Linked DNA regions of Homo sapiens: all the other regions are linked to region 3. Evidence: chromatin contacts called from ENCODE Hi-C or POLR2A ChIA-PET data. All regions are on one chromosome and are shown on one strand. The core of a region is the stretch at or near the end of the contact, and the rest is flanking DNA. Distances in the headings are between cores, read along the strand shown.

Region 1 (3,183 bases), core at 39-2,538, 110 kb before region 3:
AATGCCAGCTACTTGGGAGTCTGAGGCAGGAGAATCGTTTGAACCTGGGAGGCAGAGGTTGCAGTGAGCCGAGATCACGCCACTGCACTCCAGGCTGGGTGACAGAGAAAGACTCTCTCTCATATATATATATAGTCAGTCAGGTAATGCCAAGTGCCAGGGAGGAAAATAAAGCAAGCTCAGAGGACAGCAATAGGAGGGCTGCACTTTTAGATGTTTGAACACACACCTGTAAGAAAGAAGGGAGGAAATGATGAGAACATCTGGGAATGGTGAGGTCATATTCCAGGCAGAGGGAACAGCCAGTGAGAAGGCCCTGAGGCTGGACAGTGCCTGGTGTATTTGAGGAACAGCAAGGAGGCCAGGGTGGCTGGAATGGAGTGAGTGATAAGGGGGAGGTAGACAATGCCAGAGGAGGACAGGGCCCCACAATGTGTGATTTCGTTGTAGGTCATGGCAAGGACTTTGGCTTTTACTCCAAGTGAGCGGAAGCCAGGAAGGATTTTGAGCAGAGGAAAGATGTGATCTGACTTGCATTGAGCAGGATCCCTCTGGCTGCGGTATGGGAAATGGATTACAGAGGCCAGTCATGAGTCTACTGCAATGGTCCAGGCAGGAGAGATAACATGGCGGGGACTGGGTGGTGTGAGTGCAGTGGGGAGCAGTGGTCAGATGTGGATGTGTTTGAAGGTGGAGATGACTGGATTTACTGACAGATTGGAGGTGGGATATGAGGTAGAAGTCAAGGATGAGACCAAGATTTGGGGGTCCAAGGAAGAGCATCCGGAAGCGCAGGAGCTGCCAGGAATTGCTATGTGAAGACTTCAGGAGGAGCAGGTTTGGGGCAGGGGAGAGCAGAGCTGAGTTCAAGGTGCCTGTTAAACCTCTCCAGGGAAGGGTCATGAACCTGGCTCCCAGGGGAGAAGACGGGGCCAAAGATGGCAGATTTTGGAATCATCAGAGTAGACACGGTATTTATCTCAATTGATCCTCTCAGCAACCCCACAAGCAACTGTTGCTACAGCTGGCAAACGCAGCAGTCTTCTATTGCATGTCTGCTTATGCCCATTTTCAACATGAGAAAACTGGGGCCCAGAGATGCTGAGTTGCCTACGCACAGTCACAGAGCTGGAAAGTCAGAAAGTCAGGACTTGAAGTGAGGGCTGTCTGCCTCCCAGCCCTGGGGTCCCACCCAGACCCTCTGCAGCTGTTCTCACTCACTCCTCCCCCAAATACTGTGTGAGAGGGAAGGGCTGGGTCATGGATGATCACCCCTCTTTTTGAGATGGGGCCACTAAGGCCTGAGGAGGCTTAAGGGACTTTCCCGCAGTTGAGGGGAAGTCAAGTGTGCAGCCTTTCTGCAGGTGTGCCAAATGAACCCAGCAAAAGACTCACTTCATCAGCCCCAAGACACAGAGCAGGCTAAAGGCTCTGAGAAGTCCTGCGGCCTGGACCTTGGGTTATCTCTGGTTAGCCCAGAGTTTCCCGTGGAGCCTTGCTGTCAGGGGAGCACGCAGAGCTTTGGCAAACATGAAGCTGTGGTTTGGAGTAAAGCCTCAGTGCCCTCCTTTATGAAAGGGGGCCCACCTGGCAGTCAGCAGTTGTTTGTTGAAGGAAGTAACAAATGAAACAAACAGATGAATGAAAGTAACAAATAAGCAAATGAAGGAATGGACGAATGCAGGGATGAGCACAAAGTGTGAATGAATTAAAAAAAAAAGAATCCATTTGTGACCTAATGAATTTATTCATTCATTCAACAAATATCGCTCGAGCACCTGCTGTGTGCAGGTGCTGGGGATATAGCAGTAAATAAAACAAAATCCCTGACCTTGTGGCTATTACATTCTAGCGAGGGGGGGACAGACAGAAACCAAGATAAATGGGTAGAATGTGAAGTATATCTGAGGGAGAAAATGGAGCGGGGAAGGAGAGAGGGGAAAGTACGTGGGGGGTGCACATTTTTAAATAGGATGATGGTAAATGAAGGAATGTCTGAATGCCTGAATACGGGAGTGGGCTGAAGATGGAGAATACATAAAGGTATCAATTTAAAAAAAGCATAAGGGGCCCAGGGGCGGTGGCTCACACCTGTAATCCCAGCACTTTGGGAGGCTGAGGTGGGTGGATCACCTGAGGTCAGGAGTTCGAGACCAGCCTGGCCAACATGGCAAAACCCCATCTCTACTAAAAATACAAAAATTAGCCCAGCAAGGTGGTGCATGCCTGTAGTCCCAGCTACTCAGGAGGCTGAGGCAGGAGAATCGCTTGAACCTGGAGGCGGAGATTGCATTGAGCCTAGATTGTGCCACTGTATTCCAGCCTGGGCGACAGAGCAATACTCTGCCTGGAAAAAAAAAAAAAAAAAAAGTGGGGCCGGTCATGGTGGCTCACACCTGTCATCTCAGCACTTTGGGAGGCCAAGGCGGTTGGATTGCTTGAGCCGAAGAGTTTGAGACTTAGCCTGGGCAACATAGGGAGACCCCTGTCTCTAAATAAATAAATAAAATAAAATAACATAATGGATGACTGCAGGCACGAATGAATGACCTAAGGAAAGAATCAATGAATGAATGAATCATTGAATGAAGGAATATATGAATATGTGAACTAGGGCATGGATAAGTGAATGAACTAATGCAAGAATTGTTGAATGACTAAATGAAATAGTGCTTAAATTAATGAACTAAGGCATGAACAGATTGATGAATGAATCATTGAATGAGTGAGCAAACTATAATGAAGAAGAGGACTGCATGGGGCCTATGTGCATGGCCTTGGTCTCTGTCTATGCCTGCCCCACTTTATCTGACTCTGGTCTGAAGAACCCCCAGGCCCCCTTTGCCCTCCCCCGCACCATCCAGGGCCTGTGATAACCCCCACTTCAGTGTCTGTCTTGGCCCTGGAGAGGTGGAGGGTGGGGGAGCCCTCCACACCTTGCTGGTTTCCTACCCCAGGCTATCTTGGCACCCCCACCCTGTTTGGTGGCTCTCCCGCCCCTACGCCCAATCTACTGACCACGCGCCCCTGCCCACCTCTCGCCCCAGTGCTATGCGCTGAACCTTTAGCCCCGGCCCCCCTCACCCTGGCTGCCGCCTGTCCTGACCCTCCAGCCTGTGCTGAACCTCATGCCTGGGCCTTGACCTCCTTCCTCTCCGTGCATGTGTTGACCCTCTCCCCAAG
Region 2 (3,282 bases), core at 438-2,937, 110 kb after region 3:
GAGTTAATGTGTCCATCTGCCCAACCCTGTCCTGAGAAAGGACCTGGTTTTGGCCAGGACCTGACAAATACCCAATGGCAGCAGTGTCAACAGACGGGAGTCCAGCCAGGGTGGGTGCCCTTGTCATTGAGGTTAGGGACAGCTATCCCCAGGTTATGCCTGGCCCCACCCAGCAGGGAGTTGGGGTCCCCCCACAGGCTGTGAGCTCTGTGGGCCCTGGGATGTGATCTAGCTCAGATGCCCTCTCATCCTTGATGTCATAGTTGAGTGCACCCAAGTGGCACCCACTGGCGGCCAGGGGCACAGCCTGGTGGTGGTGGCAATAGAACTGTGCCCCTCCTCAGCTCCTCGCTTCCCCTCCCACAGCCCCAGCCTTACTCCACCATGCGGACAATCATTTTGTACGGATCACGGGAGCAATGCTGTACGGTTTTGTACACTGGTGGTTTGTTTCCTAGAAAACCCATTGTGTCTCTGGATTTCTAGCACATTACTAAAAGAGCCTCTGCTTTGTAAACATGGCTGCTGCCTCTTGACTTCTGTGGCTTTGGGTATTGTCGGGAGAGTGGCCCCATCCAAGGCCATGGCCATTCCTGATCCTGCCTCAGCCCCACCCCGAGCTGTGCCCTGGGGTCAGCCACTTGGCACTGGCCCCAGGTGAGGAAGAACTGGTAAAAGTTGGGGGTGTCATTTTCTCTACACTTGAAATTTTGACTTTTTTTTTATTTGGAAAAGAGACAGTTGAATCCCTTTTCTTTACCAGCATAAGGCAGTCAGGCAAACCTAAGAGTTGCTTATTTCGGCAACATAAGGCGGGGTCATTGCATGACAGCAAGAAGGCACGAGGTCCCCTCATCTGTCCTTTCCCAGCTCGCAGGCCTTGGAACCCCGCCCAGGGCCCCGCTGAGGGAGGCACAGGCACAGTCCTACCGACTCCTGCCTGGCAGCTGGAGGAGCCCAGGTTCCAGCACAAAGGAGTCTGTGGACAGGCAGGGGCAGAATCCTGGAGGGAGCGCCTGAGCCACCATCCCATGTGGCAGCTGCTGGCGTAGCAGTGCCTCGGGCTGGCATCGTTTTGGAAGCAAGTGGGTTCAGTGAAGTGTGTTGCCACGAATAGCACCCGCTGCTTTTGGCTTTATTAACGTGGCAAGGAGAAATTCAAAATTAAGTATGTCTCGAATTCTGTTTGTGGCAGATGGTGCGGCTCTGGAGCTCAGCCCTCGGCGGCCTGATTCCCAGGGGTCCAAGCCACCCTCATTCTCTGAGTCAGGGTTGGGCAGCCACTTGTGTCCTGAGAAGGTGCCAGAAGGCCTGAAGCCCAGGCAAGGGGAACGGGCAGTGCCTGTGCCTCGGGGGTACCTCCAGCATGGCCTGGAGCACATCCAGCCATCCCCTTCCCCCAAACTCCAGCCCTTCTCAGAGGGGCTCTGGGGGTCATTCAAGGGGGACTTCTAGCTTCTCTCTGGAACCCTTTGTCCAGAGCAAAGCCAGGTTTCCAAGGTCCCCACGGCAAGGCTGTTGGGTGCTGGCAGCAAGAGGTACACAGCAGTTCTCCCAGCTCACAGCAGTGACCTCAGATCTCCAGCAGCAAGGGCCGCACTCTCGTGCCCACAAGGGCCTTGCAGAAATGCTCCGGTCCCTGGGCCTCCCCCGGCAGGAGGGGCGGGGCTCCTGCCTGCAGTGAGGCCACAGCACTAAGCGGCTTCAGTCACATGCTTTTCAGGTGAATCACTCCAAATTCAGTGAGGAGGGCCACGACAAGGAAGTTCAGGTAGAAGAGGAGCAGGCAGAAGCCATAGACTCTGCTGAGCTGGAAGCACTGCAATGGGACTGAGACCAGGGAGAAGACGAGGCTGAGCCCCAGGGCGCCTGCCAGGACCCACACCAGCAGTCCGTCTGGCTCCAGCTGTGGAAGAATGAGGGGAGAGAGGCTGAGTCACTGCCCGTCACAGGCCCCGCCCCGTCTGTGGCCAACACAACAATGCAGCCTCAACAACAATGCAGCCTCAACAACAATGCAGCCTCAGCAACAATGCAGCCTCAGCAACAATGCAGCCTCAACAACAATCCAGCCTCAACAACAATGCACCCTCAACAACAATGCACCCTCAACAACAATGCAATCTCAGCCGAGCACAGTGGCTCATGCCTGTAATTCCAGCACTTTGGGAGGCTGAGGCAGGTGGATCACCTGAGGTCAGGAGTTCGACCTGTATTGGCCAGGAGTTCGAGACCACTGGCCAATACAGTGAAACCCTGTATCTACTAAAAATACAAAAATTAGCCAGACATGGCAGTGTGCTACTGGGGAGGCTGAGGCAGGAGAATCACTTGAACTCAGGAGGCGGAGGTTGCAGTAAGCCGACATCGTGCTACTGCACTCCAGCTTGGGTGATGGAGTAAGACTCTGTCTCAAAAAATAAATAAAATAACAACAACAACAACAACAACAATGCAGCCTCAACAGTGTTTGAGGGCACCAGCTGGGGGCCACTTAAGGAAGACTGGCCTGCAGCAGCCCGGCCTGCCCTGTGGGATGGCATGCCCCACCCTGAAGTTACCCAGACGTGGCCCCAGAAGTTTCCAGACGCAGAAACAGCAGGGAAAAGGAACCTTCTCTTCCAACTTCAGCCAGGTCCACCTGCCTGGGTGCCTCTCCCCTGCCTCGAGTCAGATGTCATTATAATTCCCTCTGTTTTTAATGCTGAACTCTAGTCAACGACATGCACAAGCGGATGTTCACCACTTACTGTGAAATGCATCAAGAAACAATATGGATGCGTTAGGCCGGGCAGGGTGGCTCAGGCCTGTAATCCCAACACTTTGGGAGGCCAAAGCGGGCAGATCACTTGAAGTTAGGAGTTCGAGACCAGCCTGACCAACATGGTGAAACCCCGTCTCTATTAAAAATACCAAAATTAGCCAGGTGTGGTAGCACATGCCTGTAATCCCAGCTACTCGGGAGGCTGAGGCAGGAGAATCACTTGAACCTGGGAGGTGGAGGCTGCAGCGAGCCAAGATTGCACCACTGCACTCCAGCCTGGGTGACAGAGCAAAACTCCATCTCAAAAAACAAAAGAAGAAAAAAGAAAAGAATAGATGGAGGCATGGACAGACAGGCATGGACAAACAGACAACAAAGCAAAGGCAGCCAAACATAAACAGTAGAGTCTGGGTGGTGGGAATATGTGTGTCTATCATACAAGTCTTTTAACTGTTCTATGTTTGAGTTTTCATAATAAAATGGAAAAAATCTTTATAAGGCTTTTTTTTTTTTTTTTT
Region 3 (3,525 bases), core at 46-2,545:
TGATCCGCCTGCCTCAGCCTCCTAAAGTGCTGGGATTACAGGCGTGAGCCACCGCGGCCATCCTAATTTTTTAATTTTTTGTAGAGACGGGGTCTGCCTATGTTGCCCAGGCTGATCTTGAACTCCTGACCTCAAGCAATCCTCCCACCTCAGCCTCCCTAAGTGCTGGGTTTACAGGCGTGTAGCCACTACACCAGGCCTTTGACTATTTCTTAACCCTCTAGGCCTCAGTTTCCTCCTGTAGAAAAATGAAGATGACAGTTGCTGGTGGTGTTAGCACAACGTTGGTGTGAGGATTAAATAATAAGGCTCGTACAGCTCTTAGCATGGAGCCTGGCACATAGTAAACGGTCAACAAACACAAACTGGCCGGGCTCACGCCTGTTAATCCCAACACTTTGGGAAGCAGAAGTGGGAGGACTGCTTGAGGCCAGAAGTTCGAGACCATCCTGGGCAACATAGGGAGACCCCCGTCTCTACAAAAAATTTAAAAATTATCCGGGCGTGGTGGCGCATGTCTGTGGTCTCAGCTACCGGAGAGGCTGACGTGGGAGGATCGCTTGAGCCCAGGAGGCGGAGGCTGTAGCAAGGCGTGGCTACACAACTGCACTCCGGCATGAGCAACAGAGCAAGACTCTGTCTCAAAAAAAATTGTTTTAATTCGTTTCCCAGAGGTTTGGAGGCGTCACACTGTCTCAAGCCACGCAGTCTGGCCTCCCCTTAATTCAACCTCCCAAGAACGCTCCAAACTCTCAAAGTCAGATCTTCTGCACCCGCACTTTTCATTGGGCGAAAGGGAGCCAGGATCCGCCCCACGAGCAGGAGGCAGCCAATGAGAGACGCGCGACCAAAACCCGGCAGGAAGGCCCGCAGGCTCCAGCCCCGGGATCCCAAGGCTCTGGCCGCGGAACCCTGAGCCTGACAAGCCCCGAGACACGTGCTCAGGCCGGCGGTCCCAAGACCGGTCCTCGGGTCGGCAGCCTCCCTCCCCACACTCTGCGGAGCCCAATCCCCAGCTGGGGAAACTGAGGCCTCGAGGCGCTGCCCGGAGCCGGGTCTCGGGCCCGAACATGCGTCCCAGCCCCACGCGCCTACCTTCCGGGCCCGGGCGTCATCTTCCGCCTGGATCTCAAACTCGCCGTCCTCCGAGTCGCTGCCGCGGGCCTGGGAGGCCGCGCCTCGGCGCTTCCGGAGCCCTTTCTTCTTCCTCCACTGGGCCATGGCAGCTCGCGACCGAGGTCCAGCCGCCGGGCCCTTGTCGGCCGCCATTCGGGCCGCGCGCTGGGAACGCAGAAGGGGGCGTGGCCTGAGGAGCGCACCAACTGCGTGGGGGGGGGGGAGGTGCGGTGACCACGTGACCTCCGCTGAGCTTTCGCCAGTGCCTGCGGCCCTCGGCGGCCTAGTACACACGCACCTGAGTGAGTGGCACCAGAGGACCCTCTCCATGTTTAGGGACCTCCTGGGCCTCAGGAGCGTGGCGCCCGCCCCTGGGCGGACTCCCCCCATCCGCGGGCGCGAATGGTCCGGGCCGCGTCCGCAGTGCTGCTGGCTGCTCCCTGGTTGCTGGGTGCAAAGTGCTGGGTTCTGGGTTTCTGGATTCGCGGGCCGTTCACACGTAGCCTGTGCCGGCTCCTCGGGTGAGTCCGTCCGCGCGCGGTGCCCCGGGACGGCCTAGGCTGCCGGGGGTCCGGGGCCCCAGGCATTCCGGGCTGCAGATTGACGGGGATCCCGGATGCACCGCGCGCCCCCGCGCCCTCACCGACGGGTCCAGACCTGGTGGGAAGAAGGTGCGGGGACGGGTCCCTGAGGATCCCGATGCCTACGAGCCAAGATGCTCAGGTAGGAGAACAACCCAAAAATGCAGGGACCTCGGGCACTTTTTAATCGGGTCATTGATTTGGGAGTCGCAGAATGTGGGGCGGTGGGGGCGGCGGTGATCTCCCGATAGCAGTGTAGCCAAGTACACAAGCTCTGGACTCAGATTTCACTTCCACCGTTTTAGCTTTATAGGTGTGACCTACACATGTGACTTCACCTCAGTTTTGTGATCCGTAAAATGGACAAATTCGAAGCTACTTCACAGTGCTGTTGAGAGGATTAAATGAAACAATGCTTGTAAAGCTCTTTGCAGGAGGTAGGCATGGGATCCACGCTGGCTGTCATTGCCCCCACCCCCATCAGTACACATAGGAAAGTGCCTGTCTCCCCTACCACCATAGTGTGTTTTCTGGTTGGTGCCTAAATAGACACAGGTGTCATCTCTCCTTCACCGCCAGAGTCATTCTGTAAATAATTGCCAGTAGCCCCCCTTTCACCACCATTATGACAACTAAAAAAAAGCCAAAGAAATTTCCAAAATGCCCCCTGAAGTTGACAGCTCCCCTTTGAGAGACTGGTTGAGAGAGAACTAAACCCTTGGGATGAGAACTTCAGACACTACCGGTCTTCCTCCATTAGCACTTCTGTGGCTCAGGGGTGCTACTCTGACCTCCTCTCACAGGGAGCCTCGGAAGCAGGGCCTGGCCGGCAGAGCACACCTGCTGTCACCAGGGACCACAGGCAGCATGAAGACCCCCGTGGAGCTGGCCGTCAGTGGGATGCAGACCCTCGGCCTTCAGCACCGCTGCCGAGGTGGCTACCGGGTCAAGGCCAGGACGTCATATGTGGATGAGACTCTGTTTGGCAGCCCAGCAGGCACCCGGCCTACCCCACCGGACTTCGATCCGCCCTGGGTGGAGAAGGCTAACAGAACCAGAGGCGTGGGCAAGGAGGCATCGAAGGCCTTGGGGGCAAAGGGGAGCTGTGAGACCACCCCCTCAAGGGGCAGCACCCCCACCCTCACACCAAGGAAGAAGAACAAATACAGGTAATGGGGTAGGGAGATGCAAATCCTGTACTCAGTGCAGCCACCTGGATTCCAGTTACAGCTCTGGTGTTCACCTGCTCTGTGACCTTGGGCAAGCATCTTGACCTCTCTGAGCCAGTTTACTCATGTGGAAAATAGGACCAATTATTCCTACCTAGGGGGATTGTTGATGGATTAAATGAGAGAGGGGTCTGCAGTGCTTCGCACAGTAACCTAATACTTAGAAAGCTGTCAATAAATGGTAGTGTTGATGGTTGTGATGGTGAACTCCCTATCCCCAAATGTCACAAACTGGGCATCTGAGGCCCAGAGGAGTCAGCTGAGGCATAAGATCACAGAGAAATTTGCATAAGCTTATTAATATTAATGTGTTCGATCCTTGAAATGACATAGATGTGGTGTTTCTGAAGTCATTTTGAAAATGGGTTTTGGCCACATGGGGTAGCTCATGCCTGTAATCCCAGAACGTTTGGAGGTTGAGGTGGGATCACTTGAGCTCAGGAGTTTGAGACCAGCCTGGGCAGCGTGGTGAAACTGTGTCTCTATAAAAAATGCAAAAATTAGCCAAGTGTGGTGGTGTGCGCCTGTACTCCCAGCTCCCGGGAGGCTGAGGTGGGAGGATCACTTGAGCCTAGGAGGCAGAGATTGCAATGAGCTGA

What was found. A loop is a pair of places that touch in the nucleus more often than their neighbours do. ChIA-PET counts read pairs that join two places held with the same protein, here RNA polymerase II (POLR2A). Pooled maps may share reads with other maps.
Region 1: a map with no recorded cell type shows a loop between it and region 3 (5-fold over the local background). The contact joins the enhancer-like site here to the promoter of DDX54 in region 3. A Hi-C loop is called at or near these places in 2 of 168 maps with a recorded cell type or tissue (B cell and OCI-LY7), 11 of 37 single-sample maps with no recorded cell type and 8 of 50 pooled maps. POLR2A ChIA-PET finds 5 or more read pairs at or near these places in 10 of 52 experiments (A549, B cell, CD4-positive, alpha-beta T cell and 7 more).
Region 2: a pooled map shows a loop between it and region 3 (5-fold over the local background). The contact joins the enhancer-like site here to the promoter of DDX54 in region 3. A Hi-C loop is called at or near these places in 29 of 168 maps with a recorded cell type or tissue (B cell, CD4-positive, alpha-beta T cell, Caco-2 and 22 more), 8 of 37 single-sample maps with no recorded cell type and 27 of 50 pooled maps. POLR2A ChIA-PET finds 5 or more read pairs at or near these places in 10 of 52 experiments (AG04449, AG04450, HEK293T and 6 more).

The regions. Positions count from the first base shown.
Region 1 is chr12:113,074,108-113,077,290 of GRCh38, forward strand. All of the region lies in intron 2 of DTX1 (deltex E3 ubiquitin ligase 1), which reads left to right. Among named protein-coding and RNA genes, the nearest start is that of DTX1, 19 kb to the left of the region's middle. Within about 2 kb of position 1,289, at least 5 of the 41 ENCODE cell types and tissues checked have a DNase peak (open chromatin) inside an H3K27ac peak, as active enhancers do; they include B cell, GM12878 and OCI-LY7, where a contact is called at or near this core.
Region 2 is chr12:113,298,069-113,301,350 of GRCh38, forward strand. It overlaps TPCN1 (two pore segment channel 1), which reads left to right. Exons shown (of 28, transcript NM_017901.6): 28 at 1-517. It overlaps SLC8B1 (solute carrier family 8 member B1), which reads right to left. Exons shown (of 16, transcript NM_001358345.2): 16 at 703-1,906. The coding sequence ends at 1,709. Among named protein-coding and RNA genes, the nearest start is that of MIR6762, 8.2 kb to the left of the region's middle. RefSeq lists enhancers at 324-1,021, 1,022-1,717 and a silencer at 1,756-2,050. Within about 2 kb of position 1,688, at least 29 of the 41 ENCODE cell types and tissues checked have a DNase peak (open chromatin) inside an H3K27ac peak, as active enhancers do; they include HCT116, IMR-90, PC-3 and 10 more, where a contact is called at or near this core.
Region 3 is chr12:113,184,183-113,187,707 of GRCh38, forward strand. It overlaps DDX54 (DEAD-box helicase 54), which reads right to left and starts at 1,296. Exons shown (of 20, transcript NM_024072.4): 1 at 1,096-1,296. The coding sequence starts at 1,269. It overlaps RITA1 (RBPJ interacting and tubulin associated 1), which reads left to right and starts at 1,539. Exons shown (of 4, transcript NM_032848.3): 1 at 1,539-1,839; 2 at 2,003-2,134; 3 at 2,501-2,866. The coding sequence starts at 2,565. RefSeq lists enhancers at 1,113-1,192, 1,230-1,879, 1,880-2,530, 2,531-3,180 and a silencer at 1,683-1,822.